Linked DNA regions of Mus musculus: region 1 is linked to region 2. A link is a loop called in an ENCODE intact Hi-C map of the cell type or tissue named here. Cell type or tissue: left cerebral cortex. All regions are shown on one strand.

What was found. Hi-C counts contacts between places; a loop is a spot of excess contacts. Peaks named below come from ENCODE experiments on the same cell type or tissue, not always from the same donor. Only the 100,000 strongest peaks of a DNase experiment are listed, where the experiment ranks them.
Region 1: it touches region 2 in a loop (2.1-fold over the local background); 1 of 42 quality-filtered maps calls a loop at or near these places.

What each region holds. Positions count from the first base shown.
Region 1 is chr7:126,779,170-126,781,669 of GRCm38, forward strand. Ypel3 (yippee like 3) reads left to right here. Exons shown (of 5, transcript NM_025347.3): 5 at 858-1,341. The coding sequence ends at 947. It overlaps Tbx6 (T-box 6), which reads left to right and starts at 2,314. Exons shown (of 8, transcript NM_011538.2): 1 at 2,314-2,455. The coding sequence starts at 2,338. In left cerebral cortex, a CTCF peak has its summit at 996 (motif pointing right); DNase peaks (open chromatin) are centred at 979, 1,249 and 1,623; H3K4me3 peaks cover 1,099 bases; H3K27ac peaks cover 1,362 bases.
Region 2 is chr7:126,565,454-126,567,953 of GRCm38, forward strand. It overlaps Eif3c (eukaryotic translation initiation factor 3, subunit C), which reads right to left and starts at 913. Exons shown (of 21, transcript NM_146200.1): 1 at 895-913; 2 at 626-766. The coding sequence starts at 726. It overlaps Gm25579 (a small nuclear RNA gene), which reads right to left and starts at 1,696; the gene lies at 1,591-1,696. In left cerebral cortex, no CTCF peak of the experiment used is centred here; a DNase peak (open chromatin) is centred at 999; H3K4me3 peaks cover 1,396 bases; H3K27ac peaks cover 1,104 bases.

The DNA of each region.
Region 1 (2,500 bases), 210 kb after region 2:
TGTGGTGGCGCACGCCTTTAATCTCAGCACTGAGGAAGCAGAGGCAGATGATGTCTGAGTTCTAGGCCAGCCTAGTGAGCTCCAGGACACCCAGGGCTATGTAGACCCTGTCTCAAAGTACAACAAAATCCTTCAAATGTCTATAAGACCAAGCAGAACCGGGCGTGGTGGCACACGCCTTTAATCCCAGCACTTGGGAGGCAGAGGCAGGCGGATTTCTGAGTTCAAGGCCAACCTGGTCTACTGAGTGAGTTCCAGGACAGCCAGGACTGCACAGAGAAACCCTGTCTCGAAAAACAAAAGCAAAAACAAAACAAAAAAAGAGCAAGCAGATACTGTGGGTTTATAAATGGGTAGATATAGGGCAGAGAAAGCAGGCTGGGGCAAAATGAAGTGAGTATATATATAGTTATCATTTAGTTGTAAGTTTTATTGTTTTTTTTTTTTTTTTAATGTGGTGCTTGTATTGAATCCAGGCCCTCCCACAAGATAAACATCCCCAACTCCTAAAGTTGTTTATATTAAGCTCTCTGCTATCTAAACAAAACTACCTTAGGTTGAAATGGCCCTTAGGCCACCAGTTTGTAATCCTTGGACCTTGAAATCTTGTAGGGGCTTCCAAATCCTCCCTGTTGGAGCTGTCATTGATTTTCAGAACTACCCGTGCTTCAGAGTTCTCTCTCTTCCCAGTGAGGAAAAGTGGTGTCTGGGCAGGCAGCTGAGCTTCTCTGGGCCACAGGGTTTTTTGTTTTTTGTTTTTCATATATAAACCAAGACCAATGGTATTCATTCCCAAAACCCCATTGCCTAGTGGTAAAAGTATTGTCTGTGCCTGGCAGCCCTTTCTCTCCTTCCAGGAGCAAGCCTTTGAGAGCAGCCAGAAGTACAAAGAGGGGAAATACATCATTGAACTCAACCACATGATCAAAGACAACGGCTGGGACTGACCTAGCTCCTGCCGCATGTGGCTTCAGCCTGGCCTGGCCGCCAGGGGGAGCCACTGGTTTCGCTCCTCCTGAAGGGAGCTCTGGACCCTCAGGGCCCCCACAGGGGAAGGACCCAGCTCCTGTACATACATTTTATTGCATGCACTGTGACCTTGGGGGGAGACAAAGAGGGGGATTGTACCCCCACCCCCTGCACCTCCCTGCGATCTGGCTGGCTTGGATCTCATTTTTTAACCCCTTCCTGTCTTGCCTGTCCCATAGATAAGGCCTGTGTGCTGCTCTCATGGCCCTGGTGCACCACCTTTCTGTGAATCTCTCCCACTGGATCCCTCTTACCTGCAACGTGTCTGTTCTCGTTCTGTAGCATTTGTAAATAATAAAACAATGGAATGGAGACAGCCCCTGGCTCACATGGAATACAGAGAGGGGACCTGGAATCCAAGTTCCTTCCCTATAGATGGGTTCCATTCAGAGCCCTCAGCAGGGGGAATGGAGTAGGAACAGTAGACCAAACTAATCTTGCTCCTGACATCTTGCCTATGTTAGTCCTGGCTTTCGTTCCTCGGGGGCAAGCGTCAGAGAAGACCACCAATTCTCTGGCTTTGCCGCCCCAGTCTGAACTACAATTCCCAGGGATCCCAGCACAGGTTGCCTGTGGCCTTTACGTGCGACTGGCGCGGTGCCTACTGGGAAGTGTAGTTGAAATGTTCTCGGCGTGAGACCTTGCGCTTTTTGCACGAGATACCATAGATGTGTAACTGTGCACGCCCCTCAACTTTTGAGACTTGGAGGCTTTTCAGACTATAAACCAGGGAGGACTCTAGGCTTTAGTCCTCTGCCTCGGTCTCTTGAAGATGCCCAGTGTCTGGCGTATCAGCTCAGACATCAACCCTGCACTTGTCCTCGCGTTCACTTCGCAAGGCTAGTCCTCCAAGTGAAAAAAAGGGAGGGGGTCACCTTCCAGAAAGTCTGGGGCTTTAGGGTCTAACCCGGGATCCTAGGCTCGGTGCCAGGATCCAGATCCCACCCCTGCCCCCTAGCCGGTCTGCCCCCACCGTGGGAACGGAGACCAGCTGGCCGGAAGCGCCAAACTGCGTCCCTGTCTTAGCCCTAGGGATCAATCAGACCGAGGAGTTAATTATGTAATGAGGGGGTAGGGGGTCGGGACTAGTGAAGCTGCGAGGGAGAGGGGAGGGTACCCAGGTATCCGGCCTCCTCTTGGACCCCTTCTAGGCCCCAGGGGTCTCCATTCCAGCCCACCTCCAGGGCCCCAAGGAGGGGAGGGGCTGTGATCTCTGGTTTGGAAGGGGCTGTGCTGTGAGCTATAAAGGGGGCATCCCTTAGACCCCGGATTCTAGCAACGGGACACAAGGCCAGAAGAAACTACAACATGTACCATCCACGAGAGTTGTACCCCTCCCTGGGGACTGGCTACCGTCTGGGACACCCCCAGCCTGGGGCAGACTCCACCTTCCCACCTGCCCTGACAGAGGGTTACCGCTACCCTGGTGAGCGGTTGGATTGGCTCTGGGTAAGGGGCAGGAAACTGGGAA
Region 2 (2,500 bases):
TGGTCTACAAAGTGAGTGCCAGGACAGCCAGGGCTACACAGAGAAACCCTGTCTTGAAAAACCAAAAAAAAAAAAAAAAAAAAAAAGTCTCTGTGGAGGTAAGTATGTCTTAAAACCCTTCAGGTACACAGCAAAAACAATGTTGTTTTGAGAACTGTTTCAAAGTTCAAAAAGTTTTAATTTACAGAGATCGAGAAAAAGACAGTAAATAAAGATGAACACAGCAGTGTTTAGCATTTGGCACGCAGAGCCAAACGACCGGATTTCAGGGCCAAACTAACCAAGCACTGAGGGTTTCCCTCCATGAGTACAAATCATAACGACTAAGCTTAGTGGGAAGATTTACGATACGGGGAGTTTCCGAAAGCCACAGTCAAGGGGCGGGAAGGGATGCGAGAGATGGAATGTGGGCAGGAGTTACGAGGCTGCAGACTTGGAGGCCTTAAGAGCTGATGCAATACTAAGCAACGGAAAACCTCTCCTCCTCCTCGGTACCGAGGACGCCGAGGGCTCCCCCAGCTCGCTGCGAGAGCTCCTTTCTCAGACGCGCCCAGCCCATGGCTCCGCTCGCCCACCCGAGCCCCCGCAGCCCGCCAAACCCGTCCCCTCCGCGCCCCCAGCTCACTGTTTGCCGTAGTTCCCGGAGACCGGTTTGGTGACGAGCTCCTCCCCGGACAGGGACGACTCCGACTCACTGTCCGAGCCGGTGGTGAAGAATCGCGACATGGCGACGGCGCTGAAGGGCTGAGGCGCTCGCGGCCGGAACCTGAGGAAACCCGCGGCGTCAGGGTTTGGGGGCAACCGCGGCTACCATCTCCCGACCCGGACCCCCGTTCCCGCCTGCACGGCCTCCCCCTTGCCCTCCACGGAGCACGAGGCCCAAGAGACACGAACCAGCTAAGCTGCCGAGTCCCTCTGAGCAGGTGAGACAGGCACGACGCCGGAAGAGGAAAAGGTTGGGGGGGCGTCACTTCCCGGAAGCACCAAAGAATGCGCTAAATAACTACAATTCCCAGTGGCCTTTGCGCTATACACGGCCTGGGACGAATTAGTAGCCGAGGTTCTAAATCTTATCTAAACTAAGACTGACTGGCTGCTCACTAGGACCGCCCGGACTAGGCTGCAAGACTGACAATATAGAATTTAGTAACCGCCCCATGGTGCACGTCTGTAATTCCCTACACTAGAAAGGGTGAAGCAGGAGGATCATGGGTTCAAGGCCAGACTGGGCCAAAAAAAAAGAAAAAAAAAAAAAAAAAAAAAAAAAGCTAAGCTCTGAAGCCTGCGGAGGTGGCTCAACACCTTTAATCCCAGCGCTCAGGAGGCAGAAACAAGTGGATCTCTGAGTTCGAGGCCAGCCTGGTCTCCAGAGCGAGTTCCAGGACAGCCAAGAGAAACTATGTCTCGAAAAAAAAAACAAAAAACAAAAAAAAAAAACAAAAAAACAAAAAGTATTCTGGCCGCCCATCTTAACTTCAGAGTAAGAATCTAAGGGCTGGTGTCAGCTTGATGCCGATGTCCTGCGAGGTTTTGGAGGAGTGTCGTTGTTGTCATTTTGTTTTGTTTTGTTTTGTTTTAGAAAAGGATTTTAAAAATACGGAACGCTTTACAAATTTGTGTGACATCTTTGTGCAGGGGCCATACTAATCTTACCTTATCTTTCCAATTTTAATATATATGCTTCAGAAGAGAGCATGGTTTCTCAGGTTTAAGCAAACTTCATAGATCTTGAGTGTTGGAATCCTGTCTTTACCGTTTTCTTAGGCAAACTTTCTAACTTCTAATCTCTCTCTGCTCTTCTCCCTGTGCTACAAACAAAGGGGAATAATAGCACTTGTTCATTTGATATTAGGAAAATAAAATGAGAACATATGATGTGTGTGGGACAGTACCTTGTGCAGAATGAGCATATACTAGCTAGCCACTGGACCCACGAGGTGTTTCAGATGAAAAAGCACTTGTCACCAAGCGTAAGAACTTGAGTTAGTTCCCTATGGCCACAGAATAGAAAAAACAACTCCTGATAGTTGTCTTCTGACCACCTCCCCTGACTACCACCCTACCACCTCCCACCTCCCCCAATTCCTAGTGGCCTTTGCAACATACAAGGCCTAGATTTTTGTAGTACTGGGTATGGAACCCAGGGTCTAGATCCATACTAGGCAAGCATTTCACCAACTGATGTCTGGGGTGCCCAAAAATAAACAGTGAAGTATAATTCTAGCAAAATGGCACTGTTGGGTGGGTTTTATATAAAGACGGCCTTGAGGTCAGAGGCCTGAGGCTTCACCTTAGCCTGCTAGCCTGCTGGCAGTGTATGCATGTCTGTGTGCCTACCTCAGCGTGGCCCCAGTGCCAGTCTCTTGTGTATGCATGTTGCCTGCCAGAGTTCAGCTTCCAGGATTAGGTCCGTTTTTGTTGCTATGAAGAAACCATGCAAAAGCAAAGCAACGTATAGAAGAAAGACCTCACTGGGGATTACAGTTTCAGAGGATGAGTC